3 separate regions of the Mus musculus genome follow, and regions 1 and 2 are each linked to region 3. A link is a loop called in an ENCODE intact Hi-C map of the cell type or tissue named here. Cell type or tissue: heart. All regions are shown on one strand.

What was found. Peaks named below come from ENCODE experiments on the same cell type or tissue, not always from the same donor. Only the 100,000 strongest peaks of a DNase experiment are listed, where the experiment ranks them.
Region 1: a loop joins it to region 3, with 2.8 times the contacts of the local background. A loop is called at or near these places in 2 of 42 quality-filtered maps.
Region 2: it touches region 3 in a loop (2.6-fold over the local background); 9 of 42 quality-filtered maps call a loop at or near these places.

Annotation. Positions count from the first base shown.
Region 1 is chr3:88,238,299-88,246,298 of GRCm38, forward strand. Rhbg (Rhesus blood group-associated B glycoprotein) reads right to left here. Exons shown (of 10, transcript NM_021375.3): 5 at 7,517-7,683; 6 at 7,138-7,275; 7 at 6,835-6,968; 8 at 6,227-6,348; 9 at 5,295-5,368; 10 at 4,576-5,150. The coding sequence ends at 5,082. Among named protein-coding and RNA genes, the nearest start is that of Rhbg, 12 kb to the right of the region's middle. RefSeq lists an enhancer at 1-1,077. In heart, CTCF peaks have their summits at 4,425 (motif pointing left), 5,978 (motif pointing left) and 7,732 (motif pointing right); DNase peaks (open chromatin) are centred at 4,408 and 7,692; H3K4me3 peaks cover 811 bases; H3K27me3 peaks cover 7,888 bases.
Region 2 is chr3:88,170,622-88,178,621 of GRCm38, forward strand. Mef2d (myocyte enhancer factor 2D) reads left to right here. Exons shown (of 12, transcript NM_001310587.1): 12 at 1-1,470. It overlaps 1700113A16Rik (RIKEN cDNA 1700113A16 gene), which reads right to left and starts at 7,164. Exons shown (of 3, transcript NR_045997.1): 1 at 6,966-7,164; 2 at 5,230-5,314; 3 at 939-1,637. In heart, CTCF peaks have their summits at 3,004 (motif pointing left) and 7,011; DNase peaks (open chromatin) are centred at 2,980, 7,120 and 7,490; H3K4me3 peaks cover 1,777 bases; H3K27ac peaks cover 2,566 bases.
Region 3 is chr3:88,116,390-88,124,389 of GRCm38, forward strand. It overlaps Iqgap3 (IQ motif containing GTPase activating protein 3), which reads left to right. Exons shown (of 38, transcript NM_001033484.1): 35 at 391-557; 36 at 810-911; 37 at 1,287-1,395; 38 at 3,774-4,659. The coding sequence ends at 3,887. Among named protein-coding and RNA genes, the nearest start is that of Mef2d, 22 kb to the right of the region's middle. In heart, a CTCF peak has its summit at 4,166; DNase peaks (open chromatin) are centred at 3,882 and 5,192; H3K4me3 peaks cover 291 bases; H3K27ac peaks cover 3,721 bases.

The DNA of each region.
Region 1 (8,000 bases), 120 kb after region 3:
AGACAGCACATGGAGTTACACAGTTGCCCAGAGCAGAGAGATACAATAGGATACACACTGAAGCTCCTGGAAAACCAGTCTCTGCATACAGCATCTTGACCCACTGCCTATGCTAAAGAAGAAAGACCCTAGCATGAGGCCAGCTCACATTCATACGCTGGCCTCCCTGGATTGGGGTGGGGATGGGGCGTCTGGAAATGCAGCTTGACCCTTCCACTTCTAAGGAAAGCTCACTACTAAATGCCTTCCAAGCCTCTGTACCTGCCAACCTTCAGCTAGCAAGTCCGAGAGAGAGAGAGAGAGAGAGAGAGAGAGAGAGAGAGAGAGAGAGAGAGAGAGAGCGCAGTGGTTCCCCAGATGCAGGTGGGCAGCACCCCTTGCTCAGCACCTTGCCAAAGGGCAGGTAATGGGTGTACACTAGCAATTGGGCACCACTAAGGCCCATGCTTCGTGGTTCTGGTTAGCAACTGCCAACAAGAAGCTCCCTGCTGGGACTGGGGTGTGCAGGAAGGCTAGGCGAGATGAATGGCCTGTAGCCTGGGTCATAACATAGGCAGACATCACCATAGCGCTGGGTGTCTGAGTAGAGCTGGGGTCTGGGGGGACCCTGCCCCACCCCAGGGTTCCTTGACCCTCCATGATACAGCCTCCTCCGGTGTTGGGGCAAAGTAAAGCATGAGAAATGGTGGGGAGGAGGGGCCTCTGTCTGCTTCTTTAGAAGCAGAACCCAGACAGCAGCCATGGGATGGAGGCCAGTTTGTAAAAGCTCGGGTGAAATGAGCTAGAAGGGATTGGGAACAAGTCCCACAGTGTCCTGAAGCACATTCCTTGCTCTGGGGAGACGGAGATGGATGGTGCTGAGCTGAGAAGGAGGGGTGCTGGGGCGGGGCCGGAGGGGGGCTTCTCCTGCTGAGCGCTCTCCTGCCAAGAGCAGGGTGGGAAAGTAAGGCTTAGGACCCAGAGGATGGCTTCCCAACAAAGGCTGCTTCCTTCCCCTCAGCCTCAGAGCCAAGAGGGTCCTCCTCGGGTCCTGCCCAGAAAGCCCTGGAGATGCAAGCCAGAGGGCATTAGAAACCACCCTGGCACCCTCTGGGGCTGTGCAAGCAAGCAGAGCATCTATAAGCACCTATGGCGTCGGGCCCTGGTGGTGGTGGGGGGGGAACAGTGTGCTCTGTGCTTCTGGTCTCTTCCAGAGGTAGCTGGTGAGGGCCCCCGAAGCAGCCTCCACGAGGCTAACACTGGAGATGTTTGAGATGGGTCAGAGACCTGGACAGAGGGACTGGTTTCCAAGGTGCTAGGAAGGCAGAGCTCGCCTTCTTCCTTGGCACCAGGAAATGCTACAGCCTCTACCCTGCTCTCCTGGCCAACTTCTCACCCATTCTGAAGTGTCTCAAATGCTACCCCAAAAATAGGCAAGACAGGAAGGAACAGCCTAAGTTCCAGTACCGGGGCTGCTTCCCCCTTCAAAGATGTCCTGGGAGACCAGTGCCTTCCCCCACCTCTCAGCAGTAGCAGCCAGTCCACTCACTGCTGTGGAAATCCTAGATGCTTCTCTTTTTTATTTGACAGAATCTTGTATCTCAGGTTGTCCTGAAACATCCTTTGTAGTCCAGACTGGGGCTAGCCTCAACCTGCCAGGTCCTGAGATTACAGGTGTATGCCACCACACCTGGCACTTTCTCTTTTCTTTCTTCCTTTCTTTCTTTTTCTTTCTTCTCCATTTTTTTCTCTTTTTTCTTTTCTTTTGTTTTTTTTTGTTTTATTTTGTTTGTTTGTTTGTTTGTTTGTTTGAGACAGGGTTTCTTTCTGTAGCCCTAGCTTTCCTGGAACTCACTATGTGGACTAGGCTGGCCCAGAACTCACAGAGATCCACCAGCCTTTACCTCCTAAAAGCTGGGATGAACAGTTTGATACCCCAGAAGGATCTCCCGGGCTCCCCTGGATCAATGTGATTCGAGGAGGGAAAGGCAGGAGGCCAGAGATGGGCTAAGGGGGCGAGCATTGGTGGCTGTTGATTTGAACCCCAGCCACGATGGCTCAGAGGCATCTTTTGTCACTTTGAGATTTTTCAGAATAATTTTTGCCTGAAACTACTAACAAGTATCAGTGCTGCAGACTCTAAGACTCTTCAGAGTGTCCCTTAGGTGAGTGCCTCTCACCTAAGTAAGTCTTTGGTAGGAACTTGAAAAAAGGTGAACTCTGGCCCTGCCTGCCTCAGGAAGCCTGTGTCTGGGACCTGGAGTTAGGGCTGGGTCCCCATAGCGGACACTCTGGCTGCTCTCTGGGACATCCCTCTTTGGCCGAACCACTGCCCTGATTAGAGGGCCACAGGCTTCTTTCTCTCACCCCCAGTGTCACTGGGTGTTACCTGTTTTGCCTTTGCTGATGGTTCCTTCAGTAAAAATGGCCTGCTAACGTGGTGGCTGGCAAGAAGGAGTCCCGTGTGGTCCCGGAGCTCACTTATCACAGACGACCCAACATGGCATCTTGCCTTGTAACTTGCTCTGTTTTAAGGACATCTCGAGTACTTTGCTCTGTGCTCTGGAAGAGAATTGGCCCCAGAAGCATCTACCAGACTCCCCTAGATCAGTGTGATGTAAGGAAGGACAGGCAGGAGGGCAGAGATGGGTTAAGGGGTGAGCATCTAGAATCCACGGCTGCTGGTTTTGAACCCCAGCCACGATGACTCAGAGGCATACGCTGCGTCGGGAGTGGGGGTCAGGGGTCAGTGCGTGCCTACTCGGTCTGACCCCAAAGCTGAAGCTCCCGAAGCCGGTGCAGGTCTTCTCGCCACGGACGGCACAGACAATGGTGCTCTATCCCGGGAGCACGGCCGCCCCCTGCCCGGCCGACCCTTTCAGGCTGGAAGCCGGCGGCGGGACGCTGGCCGCCTGGAGCATTTGCATATGGCCCGGGGACAGTAGCCTGCTTTGTTGGCTGCGCACGGGGGCGCCGGGCGGTGGGCGCAGCTCGCCAGACAAAGCCGCCGGGGGAGGGAGGGCGACGGCAGCCACTGGGCCGCACCTCGGATGCCGCGCCGTGTCTAATTCCTCCAAGGAGCGGCCTGAGCCGTGACGCGAATCCCAATGCTCACGGCCCGTCGAAGGTTCCTCCGGGCCAGGTAGTCTCCCACCCAGACCAAAGAGGATAGCTGTTAGAACATCCTAAGGTCCCGGCCTCCTGCTCCGTGTTCTTGGACACTTAACTTTCGTAGTACATATACAGTGTGCCAATCCAGAGTACGGCACTTCTGAGGGGACTTTCTGCACCGCCTCAATCTAGTTTCCAGAAGCAGGCAGGAGGTGAGGATACGTCATTATGTCATTATCGTTCCCAGGGCTCAGGCACTGGGGCTGGACAGAGTTCGTGAGCAGGCAAGGATACCCTTGTTCTTCATTGAGAGTGATAGCATGCTGATCAGAGGGGCTGGTCCTGAGAGGCAGAGGCCTCATTGTCCTGAGGGATGACATGCCCCTGTCCCTGGCTTCCCCCTGTCACCCTGTTGACCCATCCCGAATAGATAGCCCACCATGAGGGGGACCAGTGATGACGAGGCTGAGGCTCCTGAAAGAGGGACCCATCTTTCCTGCATTATCAAACCGTCACTGGAAACCACAAAGGATGAAACAGCATACTCTGCAGGACCCATCGTGTGCCCCTGCATGTAAGGAAAATGGGGAAGCCTCCCTGGATTGAGATGGCTTCTCCCAGTGTTGGAAGAGCCTTTTTTTTTTTTTTTTTTTTTTTTTTTTTTTTTTGCCTGAAGAAGAGGCTTGGTTGCAGTTCAAAATGAACCAGCAGCAGGGAGGGCCAGCCTGAACATCTCGGTACCATGAGTGAAGGAATTTTCACAGCTCTCCTTCACCAGAACAGCTGGGGGCAGGCCAAGCCAGCTGGCTGTCCATCACCCATCCAGAGCTGGGTCCCAACTCTCCCAACTACTTCTCCACAGTGACTGGGAGCCTTGTGCTTCAATCCTGGGATCCTCCAGCCTACATAGCCCAGCCAGCAATGGGCAGGGAAGTACGGAGGGGAGAGGGCTGTAGAACAAGTGACTATAGCTCCCTAGAGAGCTTTTCTCTCCACCACCTCCAGCTGCACGGGGGAGCCCAGGTACACACTGGGCAAGTGGAGCCCAGGATGTGTCCTTACTTTCTGGGTTCCTCCCGCAGAGGGGCCTTAGTTTGGAGGCAGAAGTGTCTGTTGTTGTGCTCAGCTCTTGGCAGAAAGGGCTCCCACCTGCCGAAGGGATGAAGTCGCCAAGAGTGGGATGAGATATGAAGTTTCTGGCATCACCTGAACGGATTTTTGCACGGATGCCTGTGGACCCACATGGAGGCGGCTAGGAAGGTTAGGTGGCAAGGACCTGGGCAAGGCATAGAGGTGGCATCGTCTGTTGGTTTAGAGCGCCCTCTTGTGCTCAAATGAGTCAGCTCAACGCGCGCCCAGCTGCCTTCCTCATCCACAGTCCCAGAACCACATGACCCTGGCCATCGTCAGGACCCGGCCATGAACTGGCATCAGGTGCTGAACTGCTGAGGTTTTGTGGCAGACCACCCTTTAGACGCTCCTTTTGGGCTTCTTCCTATTCTTCCCAGCACTGGAAAGCCAGCTGAGGGAAGGATTTGGGGACAGCATCAGATGGCTGAAGTGGACACAGACATTCTGGACAATAATGCCTCTCCCTGGAGAGGATGGGACTAGTTGGGACATATACAGTAGAATGTGGAGTTCTGTGGACCCAAAGAGGGTTTGTCAACACTAAGGTCTTTGATTGTCACAAGATTTTGGCCTCAGCAGTGAAAGGGAGAGGCGCACACAGGTGTCAGAGTCCTTGGTGATACATTGTTTATCACCCAGCTTCCCACCCAGAGTGGAGCTGGCTTGGGTGACACTGGAACAGAGTAACACTGGTCAATGGGGTGGCAGTCACCTAGGCTGGCTTTGGCCTTTTCTGGCCACAGCTAATGGGGATCTGCCTAGGGGCGGCAGGCTTCCAGGCACAACAGTAACAAAGGCAGAGAAGGCTCTCTTGGCAGGAGCCATTGTCTTCTCTGAGAACAGTCTCACGCTGGCAGCAATTAGGCCCGGGTGTCTGACTCCCCACCCCTCAGAGGCCTCTGGGTCTCAGTCTCCTGCTCTCCAGGTACCTGCAAAGCAGGGAGGGATGAAGAAAAGTTCCAGGGATCTTGAGAAGGAGCCCATAAACAAGGAAAGAGGCAAGTGGTAGCCCAAGGCAAGGCAAGGGAGCAGAGAGGGAGTGTCAAGGGGGACAAACTGTATCGGTGTCTCACCTCCCAGTAAACCTGGTCCTCGAAGCATTGGGAGTCTGGAGGGGAGTCCAGAAAGGGGAGCCGCAGCAGGAGCCCTGGTAGCCACAGGGAAGGGTGTGTAAGGGCCCTTGGTCCCTGCCCAGGGGGGTGGGGGGGAGGTTGTCACCTAGGGCCACAGGTTGATAAGCTTATGGTGAACTCCAGATAGCCAAGGTCTGCGAGTCCACCTTTCTGAGAAGGGAAAGTCCTGCAAGGTGGCTCCACCCCTCAAGTTACCCACAAAGACACCAGCCGGTAGAAGTGAGAGAATTTGCTCATGTCTGCAGCTGTATCGTGATTCAATTGTGAAGTAGAGATGCTCATTTTCTTGTGGCCTTCCACATGGGAAAGGCCTAAGGGACAGTGATCACATGAAGCATGACCCGGGGAACTAGACCATAGAGAGTTTCAGGATGAGGGTGGGTGTGAGTGGGAAGGGATGTTACAGCATCAGGTTTTGTTCTTAAGGCCAGATATCAGGAGGGGATGCCTGACCTAGGGCCAGTGAGCAGACAGCTTCTGTGAAAGGCTTTGAACTCCAGGGTGAGCTAGGCCTCCTTCTTTCTGTCTGCTGCTGCCCAGAGGAGATTTGGGGGTGAGGTGGGGTGTGGGGGAGAACCTGGCCTCTTCCCAGCAGCTGGGGTTAGACTGCCCTCTAGTGGCATAGGGGAGCAACACAAGAACGTCAGCACACAGCCCAGAGAGGAGCCTTCCTTCCCAGTGGCCGGTGTGACCTTAGACCAGTACCTCCTCACTCTGAGGCCATGCTGCCCAGTCACTGACACAGGCAGGTGTTCTGAGAGAATCTTGGTGGAAGTGAGCCTACAGGAAGGGCAAGCATCCCTTGCCCTTCCTCCTGGGTACCCCTCCTTGGGGCTCTTACCTGACATCCTTGCCCAGCTAAAGCCACTCACCTCCAAGGCTGCCACCCACAGAGGCAAACACCAGTGTGACAAACATTCCGAAGAGCTGATACACGGCCTGAGACGTGGCACTCCGCTGACCCTTGGCTATGAGTGGAAACACACTCTGCAGGCTGAAGGGAGACCAGACAGGGAATGATGGATGTGAAACAGGCAGCCAGGGTGTCCTGTGTCACTCGTGCCTGTGGGCAGCCAGAGGGTGTGCAGGGATCCCCAGCGTCTCTCACCCAGGCCTTTGCTCAGTCAGGTTCACTTCAAGTGCTCTCCTGTCCTAAGCCAGCCACCTCCACATACCTGTCAGAACCCAGTCAAAGGTCTCTTTTGCCTGCCCTACTCCTGGCTCACAGTGTGAGATGTAGACCCCAGAGGTCATTACCTCTTGCTGGTCCTGAAGGAATGCTCAGTGCTCTTGAAATTGTTTACTTTATGGCCATCCATGGCCCTGACCAGGAGGTCAGGCCACAGCAGGCCCTCGGTTCTCACCATACTGGTAGGTGAATGGCCAAATGGGTGGATGGGAACAGGTGGAGAGGCTCTTTTTCCCCTTGGCTCTCGAGGAAGAAGAGAGGTCACTTTGGAGAGAATGAGGGAGGACTCACCCATCTCCATAAGCTTCGTGGGTGGCCAGTGCAGCCACTACGACTCCCAGGATGGCCCCCAGGACCCCTGGCATCCCATGGAGGTTGTGAACACCACATGTGTCTTGCAGTTTAAATCTGGATTCAAGGATAGGCTGGAAGATAGGGTGGAGAGTCAGGCTTGGATAAACAGAGTGGATAATCAATCTATCTATCCGTATCCAGAACCTGGTGGAGAAGTAGCAGAAGGTCTGGGAATCCTGAGTCACTGGTCCAGGCTCCTTCCCTCCCATATTTAGTCCCAGTCTTGAAAAGCAACCATACCGTAAAGAACTTATACCCCAGTGTGGAGACAGTCCCAGCCAGGAAGCCAGCTGCCAGCGCCCCAAAGGGTGTCAGCATCATCTCACTTGATGTCCCCACCACAACACCTCCAGCCAGTGCTGCGTTCTGGACGTGGACCTTAAAGGAAAAAACCGCCAAGGTATCTTATAAGACCATCACACCCACACATCCCAGCCATACTCATTTACAGTGGCACCTAGTGCTTCTAGATCCTTCCATCACCTAGCCACCGACTCGCCAGCTTTCATATACTCTCTGCTCCTGATCTAATTCCACTCCCCCGCTTGCAGATAGCGGTTCAGTGCTTGCCCCTGGGTATCCCTTCCCTTGGTCAGGCTCTTCACCCACTTCCCCATACCATGTCCAGTCGTCCATCTCCACTGACAAGGGCTGACAAGGCGAAAGTACTGAGGGTGCTTGCGGTGAGTGAATAGTATGTGTTGACCACGGTCCGATGCTGCCCATCCCCCAGCGCTGTCGGCGCGGAGTTGAAGCTGGGCCAGAAAACCCACAGGAAGATGGTCCCTAAACAAGTGGGTAGCCACGGTGAGCATCTGGTAGTGAGTGGCCCTGCCACCAGGGGGCGCTGCACTACAGGTCCGTCACTACTAAGCAGCCTGTTTGCGCACCAGTTCCTATGGTGAGAGTTGAGAGAGTTAATGTCCCTAAATGTCTGCTTCATGGCCCAGCAGACCTAACTGCTCAAGAAGAGCCTAGAGCAGAGCTCAATAGAACAGTGCATACCTAGCACACACCACACTCTAGCTTTCATCCCCAGCATACCACCTCTCTAAACCAGAAAAAGAAGGGGAGCCAGACAGAGGCTGTTAACAGACAGCAGC
Region 2 (8,000 bases), 54 kb after region 3:
AGGCATGGTTCATCCCTGGAGTTCTGACTTGTTTATGGAGCCAACTCAAGTTCTTCTTGCCCGGAGCTTTGCCTTTTGTAAGGCAGGGACCCTCCCTTAACCAGAGTTTACCCCAGTAGCTGACCAAGCATGGGGTGCTACCCACATGCCTCACCTTCCCACTCCTCCTCACAAGTCCTGGAGGGAGTTTTAAGACTTGCTTATGGCCTTGAAAGAAGCCAGGGTTGTAGCCCTGTGCTCCCCTTGAAGTAGCTGGCACATTGTAGGCCCTCAGTAAATGCTGAATGGGTGGATGACAGGTGCTCAATAAATGTGGATTCACGGCCTCATCTCAGGCCCATCCTTCAAGGCTGAGCTTGGCCACCATTACAGTTGTGGGTGAAGCCCCTATAGTTCACAGTGTGCTACTCAACAGTTTGCCATCTGCTTCCCGAAAGCAAACCTGGCTTGTGATTGCCATGTACGGATGCGTGCATGCACTGTGTGTGTGTGTGCGTGCGTGTGCGTGTCTGTGTCTGCACACACACGTATGAGTTCTTGTGTGTCTCTGTCCCTGACTGAAGGGGCAGTCTGTGAATGAGTATGTGACATTTCTGCAGTTTAGTATCCCCAGGTTTCTCCTGGGGCTATGCAGGGGCTTCTGGCTGGCCAGGTAAATGGATCCCTGGGAACCTAGACCTCAAATGGGGACTTATTTTCTTCCTCTCACAAGCCAAATTTGCCTACTCTCCACTCCCTATACAGAACTGGGTATTTGCCAAAGTAGCCTCTGGCGTCATCCAGTGCCCTTCCCACCCAGGTTCCCCTCTGCTTTCAGGGATAGTGGGACCGAGGGCCACCCCCACATGCCTCAGTTTAGCACATTTCCTCCATCCCCAGCAGTGCATCCACCCACCCTCCCCAACTCCAACAGGAAGGAAGAAAGAAATGCACCTTCTCTTGCTCGTTATTTATTTGTTTGGAGAGACAGAAATGATGGAAAAGTATCTAAATCTATCTCTCTCTCTATTTTTACCTAACTCTCTGGAACCCCTGTGGGGGAATGTAGGCTCTCCTAAGAGGCTGGGAGCTCCTTGTTCTACCCTGTCTGCCTCTACATAAGCAGAAGGGGTGGGATGTAATGGGGCAGGAGGGCTGAGATTCCCAAGGAGAATCTGAATTCTCTACCCCCATTCAAGTCCCAGAAAGAGGGAAGAAGGGAGGGATGGGCCAGCCAAGAGCTGACCCGTCCCCAAACTTGACAATCACCCACACTCCTGGCTCCTGGGTCTGGGTGAGTCCAAGTGTGTGGCTGTTGGTTTGTTTTCATTATTTCTTTCCGTGCTGTACGGTGATGCTTTCTAGTATTCTGCACATTAAGAAAAGTCCTCGAGATTCTTACGAGTTTGGTTTGAAAACTCTTTCACTATATTTGTTGTAAAGAGGTTTACTATTAAAAGAAAAAAAAAAAAACATGTTTCTGATACCTCAGTTTGGGTTTTGATTTCTTTGGTGCGGCGAGGAAGGGGAGGAAGACCTGGTGTGCCTGGCAGAGTGAGTGATGATTTGGAGGGCAGGCTGTGAGATGCCAGGTCTCTCAGGCACTCTTAAGGCAGAACTGTGGGCAGTTGCTCCAGGTAGAAGCCTTGAAAGGGATCCTGCAACATGGGAAGAACAAATGTTCCTAGGGTCAGATCTAGCCTTCCTACTACAGACAGCCATTCTTAGCAGATTTCCCTTGGCCTAGTCAAACAGATGGAGTCCACCTTCACAGCCCACCAGTGTCCCACCAGCACAGTAATATGCTCCTAACACTTGCTGGCACAGCCAGGCTGTGGGCAGATTTCAGCACATCTGGAAGCCTTGATGTACTGCCCTGGTCTGTCGTTGGTGCCGAAGCAGCAAAACAAGTGAGGGGGCCTTTGCTCAGTGGCTAAGACTACCCTATAAATGCTTATGGTGATGTGGTCTCCTGATGGGGGTGCTGGAGAGGAGAGGAGAGGAGTCAGGCAAGCAAGGCACAGAATGTCCTCCAGCCTCAGATTTCCATATTGCAAAATACTTAGCATCTGTGCTGGCCCCGCCTTCCTCACAAGGCCACTGGATTTCACCTCACTTCTCCCTCAGCAGTGGCTAAGGGACAGTGTCCTCATCAAGAAAGGGTTAATGGGATGTTGTTCTCTAGGTGGGGTGGGGGTGGGGAGGCTGTGGCTCAGGTGATATAGAGTGCTTGGCCTAGTTCAGTCTCCTGGAAAAGGAGGCATGGTAGTGCACACTAGATATTCTAGATATAGGCAGGAGGATCAGAAGTTTACAGTCATTCTCAGCTACGTAGGGACCCTGTCTAAAAGAGAAAGGTAGTACTGTTGTCCACTATCTCTGCCTGTTCCCACACTGAAAAACCAATAGAAGAAAGCAAGTGATGGCATGTGCTTTCAAATGGGAAGGGTGGCTTCTGTTTCTCTTATAACCCTAATACTATGCTATACACCAGCCCTGTGGAAAGCCCACATGCCAAGGACCAGTGGCCTCCTCCTGCCACCTGCCATTTGAATGAGGTCATCTTCACAGTATAGTTCCCTGACTTCTCCAGACATTGCTCCAAGGGAGAATGTACAGGCAAGATGGACTGCGCAGCTCATCCATGCTCATGGGAGGACTCTTCTCTGAGGTGACCTCAGTCTGCCTTGCCTCCTCTTCCTTCCTGCCAGTAGGTATCACTCACTGGGGTCTGGGATAAGCCTTAGTGTTGCTTGCAAAAACTTCTGTTCCCTGTCTCTTCTGCTGTTTTCCATATAGTTCAGTGGGGTCTTGGGGTTGGTTCTGGCCAAGGGACTAATGAGCTGTAATGTGCGTCCCTTCTGAAATACAGGTAGTTCCTGCCTGTCCAAGTGCTGGGTTTTTTTTTTTTTTTTCCCTATCTTGAGCATTCTGGAAGAGCATGTCAGTGTGAAGTGCCATGGAGCAAATCAGCCTGAGTTGGGGGTCTGATGCCCTCTTCTGGCCTCTGCAAGCACTGCATGCAGGTGGTGTGCTAACATACCTGCAGGCAAAACACCCCTGTACATATTTATTTAAAGTAGTCTGGATTGCCAAACCACTTCAGGGTGGTATTAGCACCAGGAGAACGTTAGAAATGTGAAATGATCACTATACCGCCCTGGCCAGTGTGGTGCCTTTCCCACTCAGTTGTAAAACACTTACAGTGTGATACAGAGTTCTGTGGACTCTGCATAGTCGGAGTGTGGTCAAGTTCTGACACTTGTTGGGTGTTCCTATACAATGTAAACAGCTGCCTATTTCCTGTAATTCACACCTGCCCTTCTCAGGCTATCCCCCTATCTGGCTCCATTGATAATCTGACCCCTTCACGGTACTCCATAGCTCACCACGTAAAGTGCAAAGGCCTTGCTGGTTCTCAAGGCCTTCAACAGGCCAAGAAAAGCCCCTTTCCAGGCTCAGTCCATGCCGCTCCTTGGACTCTAGGTGTGCACCAGAACAGAAAGGAGTCAGTGGGTTCCTACTGCTAGTAGGAACAGTAGACTAAAGAACCAGCAGAAACTGGGCTTCCCAGATGAGACTAGGCACATCCGCTCCAAACTAGGGGTCTGGGAAGTATCTTAGGAAGAGTTTGAGCTGAACACTGAAGACATGTAGGAATTCCCTAGGCACATGGGCCCCTACGGAAATCTAACCCTGGCGAATAGACAAGAATGGCATGCAGAGCTGAAGGGGCAGGCAGAGGCCATGTGAAGGCCTTCGTTAGCAATGAGGCTTTATTCTCCACAGTCTAGGTCTTCAAAATAGTTTAAAGAAATGACTGAGGTTAGCTAGGAGCTGGAGTGACACAGCAGAGAATGGGGAGCTCAGGGTAGCCTGGGTTTCACAGTAGGACCTGTGTCAGAACAAACTCAGAAAAGAGACGCATGCCTGCAACCCCTGCATGGACAAGCAGAGGTAGGAGGATCAGGAGTTGAAGGACATCTGGATTACAGAGTGACCTGTGGGGCAGGCTGGCTTACATAAGACACTGCTTCAGAAAACTGAGATGGAACACTTGCTAGCAAAAACTGACAGCAATGTCTCTGTCTCTCCCTCCCTCCCTTTTTCTTTCTAGTCGGGAGTCTATCACAGGGTTTCTTTTCCCTCCCTCCCTCCCTCCCTCCCTCCCTCCCTCCCTCCCTCCCTCCCTCCCTTTCTTTCTTCCTGCTGTTTGGGACAGGTTCTCTCTGCTCTCCTGGAACTCACTACTATATCAGACTAGCTCTGAATTTCCAGAGATCTGTCTGCTTCTACTGGGATCAAAAGTGTGTACAAGCAGCTCTCAAGGCTTCTTACACTTTCCTTCTCACAAACCTCTCTTCAGCTGAATTCATGTTCTGTACACCCAGAACGTGAAATGTACAAATCAAACATCTGCTGGAAATGACAAGTTTGTGTATTTGTGTGGGTGGGTGGGTGTCCTCCTCAGTCATTCTTGACCGAATCTGGAGTTTGTCATTTTAGTCATACTAGCTGGCCACATGCCCAAATGATTCTCTTGTGGGATTACAGGCACCCACAACTGTACCTAGCTTTGCTGACCTGAAGACATACTTGTGCCATCTCCATAGCCCCCCAGATTTGTTTTAAATAAAATTCTTTAATACACATAAACTATCTGGTCTATATTTATAATCTTAATAGTTATTAAAGATTAAAGCATCCAGCCCAGCTAAGACTACATGAAGAAATTAAAGCAAGTTTTCATACTAATAAGATGGATTTATTTTTATATAACTCTTGGCTGAAGGCTGGGTATAGTGGTGCATGCCTTTAATCCTAGCACGTGAAAGGCAGAGGCAGGCAAAACTCTCTTGAGTTCTAGACCAACCTGATCGACATACAGACAGCCAAGGCTAGAGTAAAACCCTGTCTTAATTCAAAAAACAATCAGTCAAGCTTGGCTGAATATTTGACAGTTCTCCATGTAGAACCTCTTCAATATTTTTCAGAACTAATACTTTGATTTGATACTTGTCAACACTGAGTGTGCTGCTTCATAGAGTACAAAATGGCAGGTGTAGTGTAGCCTGGTTGGTTTTGTCAACTTGACACAACCTGGAATCACCCAGAAAGAGACAACTTCAATTCAAGCACTACCTCCAAGGGCTGCAGAGATGGCACAGGGATGGGACAGCCCAGCAAGCAAGAAGTCCTGGGCTCACACTTCACTCAGCGCTTAATACTTCAAGAGGCAGTGCCACACACCTGGAATCCTAGTAAGAGATGGCGGTGAAACTCGGGGGTATCCTCTGCTGTACGTGAGCTCAGGATAACTGGAATACATGGAATTCTAGTAAAAAAAAGAATAAAATGAAACTAAGCCAAACATTCTAACATGATCCCAAGGATCTTAAAAAATACTGACTGGACATTATCTGGCATGGTGCCTACACAAATGAAAGACAGTGCATATTTTTGTTGTGTTTTTTATGTGATTTTCTTTTTCTTTTTTGGTTTTTCGAGACAAGGTTTCTCTGTTTCCTGGCTGTCCTGGAACTCACTATGAGACCAGGTTAGCCTCGAACGCAGAAATCCACCTGCCTCTGCCTCCCAAGTGCTGGGATTAAAGGTGTTCGCCACCACTGCCCGGCTTTTTTTGGGCGGGGGGGATTTTCTTTTCTTTTTTTTTTTCCATTTTTTATTAGGTATTTAGCTCATTTACATTTCCAATGCTATACCAAAAGTCCCCCATACCCACCCACCCCCACTCCCCTACCCACCCACTCCCCCTTTTTGGCCCTGGCGCTCCCCTGTACTGGGGCATATAAAGTTTGCGTGTCCAATGGGCCTCTCCAGTGATGGCCGACTAGGCCATCTTTTGATACATATGCAGCTAGAGTCAAGAGCTCCGGGGTACTGGTTAGTTCATAATGTTGTTCCACCTATAGGGTTGCAGATCCCTTTAGCTCCTTGGGTACTTTCTCTAGCTCCTCCATTGGGAGCCCTGTGATCCATCCATTAGCTGACTGTGAGCATCCACTTCTGTGTTTGCTAGGCCCCGGCATAGTCTCACAAGAGACAGCTACATCTGGGTCCTTTCAATAAAATCTTGCTAGTGTATGCAATGGTGTGGATTTTATTTTCTTGTGTGTGTGTGCATGAGTGTCCCTGGAGGCTGGAGCAGGGCATCAAGTTTATTGGAGCTAATGTTACAGGCAGTTGTGAGATGTTGGCATGGGTGCTAGAACCAATTCAGGTCAGCAAACATTTTTTGTTGTTTATGTGCATTGATGTTTTGCTTGCATGTCTGTCTATGTAAGGACAGTTGTGAGCTGCCATGTGGGTGCTGAGAATGGAACACAGGTCCTCTGGAGGAGCAGTCAATGCTCTTAACCACTGACTCCCCCAGCAAACATTCTTATACAACACCCCTCTGGTCTCCTCAGGACACATGTGTACATACACATTTTTTTTTAATAAAAAATACTCCCAAGTTGCAACTTTTTGAAGCTGATCTCTTTTTTAGCTGAAGGACGAGTTCCTCGAGTATTGCCATATAAAATAGAACTAGGGTGTGGGTCTCTTGGACTCAGCTATCAAGGTCAGTGGTTCTTAGGAGCAATCAGTGCTGTCTAACTGTTCATGCCACGAGGCCAGTGGTTATTTTGGTCTGACTCATCCTTTAGTCCCATGGGCTATCTTTTCCAGCCTTGTGATTGTGTGGGAACTTGTTCAAGGATCAGCAGATGTGGAAGGGACCCAGGCGATCTCATCTCAGGCTCTGGACCTGAATGTTTGCAGCCTGAAATCACTCACTACCTGGACGAAGAGCAAATCCACTTTCCTGTCCTGTTTCAGACTTGGGTCTCAAATAGAAGAGGTAGCCTTAGCATAGTTTACAGGTCCCCCCCCCCCCCCCCCGTTCTAGCCACCCAGCCTAGCGAAGTTCCTTGGTAGTTTGCAGCAGGTCAGTTCCGGCCTCTCGGGTGAGTCAGATTTACCCCTTAGCCTCGTATTGGCTCAGCTCCACCTCTCGGTGTCTGTCCAGTCTCGGGGAGCGTCTCCACCCTCACAGGATAGCGGCCCAGGACTACTCCTATTTAGGACATGAGCTGCCACGTGCCCAAAGCATGCTGGGTGCCCCTGGGGAGGGGAAGACCCGCAGGACGCCGGATCACGCGCCCGTTACGCACCGCCCCCACGTGACCCGCGGTGTGTTCCGGAGATGAATTGCTTCCGGGTTTCAAAGTAACCCTCCACTCTAAGGCGAAAGGGGGCGGGTATAGAAGGTAGGCTGTAGAGTCGCCTAACATCCATTTCCGTACGTTCTGCCCCACTCCCCCAAGGTGTCGCTGAGACCCTTGACTGCGTCTCCGGGGCTTAGCAGGTGGCAGAGCACGCTCCGGAGCCTCTCGTAAAGTTCCGCCGCGCGTGGAACAAAGGCCTTCAAGCCACGCCCGGCGCCGCCTGCTACTCAGGGGGAAGTAGGTAACTAGGCTCACTCCATTGGCCCTTCGGGTGAGTGATGGAAGCACCGGCCAACCGCTGCCTGCACAAGATGCGTGCGTAGTACTCAGAAGGTTCAGCAAGGGTGAAACTACGTGAAGCTCTAGTTTTGGGCAGTTTCTCTGGGGCTCTGAGGAGGTGCGCATGCGTAAAACCCCCATCGTCAACTTCCTGCACAAATTGAGAATTAGCACCCTCAGCCTTGGCAATTTTACTGAGATTGACAGCACTGCGTAAGATCTGGCATTGCCTGGGCGTTCCAGAAGGAGAATCCGACAGGCGAATGCAACGATTTGTCATTGTCAAAACTGTTAACCACAAAGTCCACGCCGAAAAACTGCGTGATTGAATTATTTAAAAAAGGGGGCTGGAGAGATGGCTCAGTGGTTAAGAGCACTGATTGCTCTTCCGAAGGTCCTGAGTTCAAATCCCAGCAACCACATGGTGGCTCACAACCATCTGTAATGAGATCTGATGCCAGTCCAGGGTGTCTGAAGACAGCTGCAGTGTAGTTACATATAATAAATAAA
Region 3 (8,000 bases):
GATGGTGCTCTTAACCTCTGAGCCATCTCTCTAGCCCTATCCCCTTCCAGGGTTCTTTTTAAAGGAAAGGTCCTAGGACTAAGCAGACAGACAGATTTCCTCCCAGCTCTCTTCCCCTGGGACATGGTAACCTGGAGAGAGGCTCTGAGTTCCTGCCTGGGCTGTTAGGTGTGTACAGTATGCTTAGATTGTCTCCTGGGTAAAGCAGCCTTCCGGGTGGCCATGTCCTGGTGTGGGAATGGAACCTGTATGCTAGGTGGACATTCTGCCCTAAGCCACTCCTGCCCCACAACCTCTTTCTATTTCTCTTGAATGTCCTCACAGTAAGCCTTGTGAGGTGTTCTAGGATTTATGAAGGGTGCTGACCTGCTTCCTCACCCCCATCCTCAGGACATCTGCAACCAGCGTAGGCACCGGCAACGGCGGAAGGCAGAGATGCTGAGGCTCCGGACCACACTGCAGGGCCTAGATGCAAAAACCATCTTCTATGAGGAACAGGGTGACTACTACAACCAATACATCCAGGCCTGCCTTGACCACCTGGCCCCCAAACCCAAGTAGGTGCTGGAAACCCAACCCTAAGCTCTTGGTTCCCTCCCCACCACTCCTCATCCACCTTTGCCCTGCCATCTCCCAACCCTGGCTAGGAATTCATCCTAGTGTGGTACTGCCTGCTCCTGACCCTGGTGTCTGTGGTTCCAGATCACCTCCCACAGCAGGGAGGTTCCTTGGGGCCTGGTGTCTTCTGCCAGCCACCAAGAGCCAACAGCCAGTGTTGAACATTTGTCTCCGGGCTTTCTTCTAAACAGGAGTTCTGGGAAGGGGAAGAAGCAGCCGTCTCTTCACTACACAGCCGCCCAGCTCCTAGAAAAGGGCGTCTTGGTGGAAATTGAAGATCTCCCTGTTTCTCAGTATGTGTCCTTGGGGGACAGAATGTCAGACTCTTCCTGTCTCCAGAGAGGGACAATGCTGGAATGAAGCTCTGAAAGGGGCACTGGGTTGAAAGGAAGGAGGTGGGGAAATGGGGCATCTTGGAGCAGAGCGGAGAGCAGTGGGCATATTCCTGCTCTAGTAAGGATTCTGGGAAAGCTGCTGGGAGGTGAGAACAGCTTGGTGGACCACGCAAAAAGACTAAACAGGCAGAGCTCAAACCAGAGGAAGAGAGAGCAGGCCCTGCCTGGCAAAGGAGAAGCTTGGTATGGGACCATACCGCCCCAATGAGCAGCAGAGGAGTGGGGGTGGGGCTCTGAACAGAGGAGCCCCGTGTTGAGTCTTATCCCTCACAGCTTCAGAAACGTCATCTTTGACATCACTCCTGGAGACGAGGCAGGAAGGTTTTTCGTCAATGCCAAGTTCCTGGGTGTGGACATGGAGAAGTTTCAGCTCCACTACCAGGTAAGGTCACTAATTACATTACCTGCCAGAGCCGAACCCATGAGTGCAGGTCTGTAATCCAAGCACCAAGGAGGCTGAGGCAGGAGGATCAAAACTTCAAGGCCCAGAGCTGGCAATGGCTCCGCTGATGACACTACTTACTGAAAAAGCCTATGACTTGGGTGTTGATCCCTAAGGCCACCCACAGTGGAGGGAAAGAACTGACTCCGGTGGGTTGTCCCCTGTCCTCTCCACATGTACTGTGGCGTAAATGACCACATGTATATGCACACGCACAGATAAAGCTCTCTCTTCCCCTGTGCCACACATCTTTAATTCTGTACTGGGAGGCAGAGTCAGGTGTGTTCTCACTGCACTCTCTACTCTCCCGGAGGTCCTGAGTTCTATTCCCAGCAACCACGTGGTGGCTCACAACCATCCGTAATGGGACCTGATGTCCTCTTCTGGAGTGTCCGAAGACAGCGACAGTGTACTCACATACATATAATAAATATATAACGAGAGAGAGAGAGAGAGAATGAGAATATGAATTAGGGATTAGAGATATAGCTCAGCTGTACAGTATTTGTTTAGCACACATGGTATCAAAGGTTAAATCCCAACACTGGAAAACAAAATACCCCTTTGGGCTTTAGGTTCAGTTCCCTGCACTGCCTTGTTTAACCTCCTACCCACTCTGCAGCCTTCACCTGTTCTATAGTCTCTGAGGCTAAAAGGTTAAGGGAACTGACCGAAGCCCTAGCTGATGTTCGGGGAAACAGTGATTTCGTTTTGACTTGAAACAAGGTTTCCTGTCACCTAGGATGGCCATCACTGGCTGAGGATGGCCTTGAATTTATGATTATCTTGCCTCTGTCCAAATGCTGGGATTGCAGAGTGTGCTACCACAGCTGATCTATGGAGTACCTGGGCTTCACACAGTTTAGACAACTGAGCTACACCCCAAGCCCATATTTTTAAAGTATTATTTTTACATGGGTTCTAGGAATCCAACTCAGGTCTCTGATAAGCACTTTTGCCAGCTGAACTATATCCCAGCCCTGTTTTCCATTGCTGGTGTGCGGATGTGGATGGGGTGCAGGGTGTGGATGCGCTCACGTGGACCTGTCTCTCTCTTGCCAGCTCACTGTATTGAGTAGGTTGGCTACCCAGGGAGCCTCTGGGCTCTACCTGTCCCTGCCTCCCCGTGCTGGGTTATAGCGAATACCACTGTGGGTGCTGAAGCTCCAAACTCGGGTTCTCACTCCACTAGCGCCATCTCTGCTGAGACACCCTTAGACCCCTTGTCTGTCTGTCTGTCTGTCTGTCTGTCTGTCTGTCTTAGGGTATATTTGATCTATTTGTGGATGGGTGAGTGCCTGCACCTATATGCTTATGGAGTCCAGAAGAGGACACCAGATCCCTGGCGGCTGAAGTTACAGTCATTTGTGGGATGTGGGTGCTGGAATCTGAACTCTGCTCCTCATGACTGAACAGCAAGGCCTCTCTCTCATCTCAACCATCTTTCCAGTCTATCTTTTTTTGTTTTTTGAGGTAGCATGTCCCCTGTAGCTCAGGCTGGTCTTAAACTCAAGGCCATCTTCCTCCCTCAGCCTCCTGGGCTTACAGGTTTGCGCCACCAGTGTGAACATCCAATGTGAACCAGGGCTTTTATATTTATTTGTTTTCCTTTGTTTTGTTGTTGTTTTTAAGACAACGTTTCACTCTGTAGCTCAGGCTAGCCTCCCAAATGCTAGAATTAAAGACAGGCACCACCATGCCCAGACATATTTACTGTTTGTTTTTCTTAAGATATATTTTATTTTTTTACTTGTGTATATGTATGCACACATTCATTCAGATGTCCAGGGAGGCCAGAAGAGGACCCCTTGGAACGAGATTTACAGGCAGTTGTAAGACATCTGATATGGGTGCTGGAAACCAAATCCAGGCTCTCTGCCAGAGCAGCAAGTGCTCTTAACTATTGAGCCATCTCTCCAGCCCTACCTGTTGTTTGTTTCTTTATTTTTGAGAAAGGGTCTTATTTTATAGCCCAGGCCGGCCTGGAATTCATAACTATCCTGCCACGTTCTCCCCATGTGTGCCGGAGTTCCAGGTGTGTGCCACCATGGCTTGATCTGGAGCCGTGATTTTTCAGTACAGATTCTCCGGTGTTTGCCTTGAGTAAGAAACCCGCTTTCAAGTCCTGGCTCCACTTGGCCTGACATTGGCTCAAATCCCTGGGCCTGTTTTTCTCATTTGCAAAGTGGGCTTTGAACGCCCCGCTTCAGTGCCCGGTGCTCTGGCAGGTGTAAGGCTGTGTGACACTAGCATCTCACGGGCTGGCCGAGCCACTCCCAGAAGCTCTTAACTCCCCCTCCCTGTCTCTTCCCTCCTAGGACCTCTTGCAGCTGCAGTATGAGGGTGTGGCTGTCATGAAACTCTTTAACAAAGCCAAAGTCAACGTCAATCTCCTCATCTTCCTGCTCAACAAGAAGTTCCTTCGGAAGTGACGGATGCAGGCGGAACTGAGGCCTCTCAGCTGACTGGCTGCTGCGCTTCTCCATTACCCAGCTCTTTTCTCCGAAGACCAGAGCTCGGGCCACAATGCTTGACCCTCCCGCCCAAGAGGAATTGTCCTACTTGGCTGAAGTGGGCCATGCTCCAGGTCCGGCCGGGTGGCTTTTACCACATCCCCGGGAACCAGGAGCCTGCACTCAGTCCTGCAAAGAACCATGGTTTTGTGTCGCTACTGCTCTCGTGTGGTCACCACGGTGTCCGCCAGTCGTCCTAGCACTGCCCAGCAGCCTTATCTCCCTTCCTTTCCACGGGCTTCCAAAGCCCGGGCCAGGCTGTCTGCCCAACTCCGCTTCATAAGCCATGGGTGTCGCTGTCCCCTACAGCCCAGGTCCCTCTGTGCTGTGCCCCTCAGCCACCTCTATCATCCTGTCCTAGCCTTGACTTGGTGCAGCACTTGCTGATGTCCATGACAGCTGAGTGCACACCTCAAATCTCCTTTCCCCACTTGTGGTGGTTCTTATGTGGGTCACTGGGGTATTTATTCTAACCTGATTGTTGTGTGGCCTTAATCATGGTTTTAATTCTCACTTTCTGAACTCAGAGTTCTTGTCTTGCCATCTTCTCGTCACCTCAGAGCTGACTTCCAGGTGGTTCTCATAGACCTGTAGGCCAGCCTTGGCCATCTCTGTCCTCCCCACATCTCCCATCTTCCTGCCTCACTGCCCTCTAGATTTCCTCTTAATAAAATGTTATTTCCTATGTTAACCCCTGCGTTGTTGCTATAGTACAGCCATCAGGTTCTGGGGTGCAGCTTGTGAGAATTCGGAGATGCATCCTTCAGCAGCCTCTCCCCGCCATGGGCACAGGCCCACTATGTCTGCCTGCCCAGGCTTGCACACATTGGGGAAGTGGCGTCTCTTTCTCTCTTTCCACCACAGGGGACAGAGGGACAGAGAGGGAGAGGAGGAAGGCATGCTCAGGATTGATTCAGTTAGCCGGCCACTCTAACAGCTAAGGCTGAGAAGAGCCCAGTACCGGCTCCTCCTCCCCCCCACCCCACCTCCCACATACACATTGTACACAGCTCCAGTCTGTGCCGTGCCTAAGCCTGGACATTCCACATGAGCCACAGCTCCTTCTGTCCCCTTTCCATGGAGAAAGTTTCCCTGCTTTCGGGAATCTACCGGGGCCTGTGGGGGATGGGACGATGATGGACACCTGGCTGACCCTTGAACTCAGCAGCATCTATTGGGCGCCCACATGTTCCTGGCACAGCCTGCCTGCCTCTGCTCCATTCCATTCTGTCACCCAGTATCTGTGTCCTTGTCACATTCAATCTCACTCAAAGCCTCCTCCTCCTCCTTAACATGTCACAGTAAAAACTTCAAGTGCTGCCTTGCCCTGGGTGACAGTGAAATGTACCAGGATCGTAGTCTCTCTGCCTGCTCAGTTGTAGGAACATTTTTAAAAAAAAATCTCACACTCACCAAGTAGTTCTGACACTGCCCTGCTGCAGGATCACACACCCCACCCCCACAAATACACGGCAGTCACGATCTCAGCCCCACACACCACACGGAGAAATGTCACAATGGCTAAGCCGTAAAGGGCATCACAGGACTTCATCATTGATTGTCTCCTTCCACCACTCCCTGGCTACACACACACACACACACACACACACCCGCCTTGTGCCAACAGTCCCCAGTAAGCCCAAGCTGATTCACCTGGGCCTACCTTCCAAGGCCCAATCTGACATACCCTGCAGGTGGGAGTATCAAAAATAATACCAAGTGCCAACCAGCAGAAAAAGTATTCTAGTCCAGGCATGATGGCATACATTTGTCATCTCTGCACAGGACAGTAGAGGCAGTATATTTAAGACCAGCCTTGACTACACGCCACAGTCAAGGCTAGCTTGGGTAAATGAGACCCTGTCTCAGACAAAACAAAACAAAACAAAACAATGCCCCAGGGGCTAATGGTATATAATTTAGTGGCTCTCTGGTCTGGTAATTGTCTAGTTTGCCCAAGTTCTTAGGCTGAATCCCTGCAAAGGAAAGGTAGTTGACTTCAGTAGATGGTCCTGAGAAAAACCAGAAATTCACACTTTTAGAAAACAATGGCATTGAGCCCTAAAACCCTGTCATACAACATATGCAAATGCTGATTCTTTTGAAAAAGAATTATTTTATGGATATGAGTACACTGTAGCTGTCTTCAGACACGCCAGAAAGGGTATCAGATCCCATTACAGATGGTAGTTGAATTCCCATGTGGTTGCTGGGAATTGAACTCAGGGCCTCTGGAAGAGTAGTCAGTGCTCTTAACCGCTGAGCCATCTCTAGCTCTCCCACTCTTAATTTTAATCTTTACTTGTATCCTTTTTTTTTTGAGAACCATCTCTCTAACCTGCAAATGCTATTATTTGAGACAGAGTCTCACTACATAGTACAAGCTGTCCTTGAACTTGTGATCTTCCTGTCTTAGCCTCCCCAGTGTTGGGAAAAAAAATTCAGTGTGGTTCATGGGATCTAAATGAAAAAACATAACTATAGAAACCCTTAGAAGAAAACACCTGGGGTTACAGCTCAGCTAGGAGGGAGCCTGTCTGGCAAGCACAGCGCTCTGGGTTTGATTCCCAGCACTGCATAAAAACAGATGTGGAGGTGTAAACCTGTAACCCCAGCATCTGAAGGCAGAGGAACCAAAAGTTCATGTTTGAGGCCAGCCTGGTCTACAGCACAAGCTCCAGGACAACAGCCAGAGCTACACAAAGAAACCCTGTCTGGAAGGACATATTTTAAATGAGATGGTTCAGGAGTTGAATACTTCTAGAGGACCTGGGTTCAGTTCTCAGCACACACACACACGCACACACACACACACACACACACACACACACACATGGTGGCTCACAGCCGTTGGTAGCTCCAGTTCCAAAAGAGCTGGTACCCTCTTCTGGCCTGCACAGATACAGAGCACATAAATACATGCAAGCAAGACACTTAAACAAATCAAATAAAAGCAAGCCTTTAAAAAGAGCATTCATATATTCACACAAAAGTCTTTCATAAGTATTCATGTTAGCATTGTTTGTAAAAGCTCCAAATATCCACCAACTGATACCTGGATAAACTCAAGGAGAGCCGTCCACACAGTGGGGTAGTAGCCATCAAAAGCAGCAGGGTTCTGAAGCACAGACAAAGCTTGACACACAAATCAAGTCAGCCTGGACAGCCATGTGTTAGATCTCCCATGTGAAATGCCCAAGGCAGACAGAGCCATGACACCAAAAGAAAGTCAATGACAAGTCACCAGGAAAAGGAAGGCACGCACCTAGGGCATGGGGAATGATGAAAACATTTTATAATTAGAGTTGGCCTCAGTGGTGCAAGCCTGTAATCTCACAAATACAGGATACCGAAGCAGGAGGAGCAGAAGGCCAGCCTAAGCTAGTGTCTGTCTCAGGGGGTCGTGCAGAACTATAGCTCAGTGAGTCAGTGAGATTACCAGCCTAACCCATGGTGCTAGGTTTGTCTAGACACTGGGGGGGAAAAATGTGTGTGTGTGTATATATATATTTTTTCTGTAATTGGATAGTGATAATGGCAATCTAAATAATGAACCTTTATTTAGATTGTAAATGGAAGATACAGGGCTGTTTGTCACATTTCACCAGACAGTGTTGAGAAATCCCTTTCAGTATTATAATTTAAATTTTTTGAATGAGAGTAACTACAAACTTTAGTAATAAAATGAAAATAGTTCCTTTAAGAAAAATAGTGAACAAATTCTTAGAGAAAATATTTTCTATAGCAAGGTTATTTGGCTTTGGTCATTTTAAATATTGAATCACTCAACTGTATATTTTAAAGGGCTGAATATTATGACGTACTAATTATACTTCAATAAACCTTTGTTTTTGGTGTTTTTCTTGATTAAAAAAAAAATTAGGTGGTGGCACATTCCAAGTCCCAGCACTTGGGAGGCAGAGGCAGGTGGATCTCTGTGAGTTCAAGGTCAGCCTGATCTACAGAGTGAGTTCCAGGACAGCCAGGGCTACACAGAGAAACCCTGTCTCAAAAACAAACAAACAAACAAAA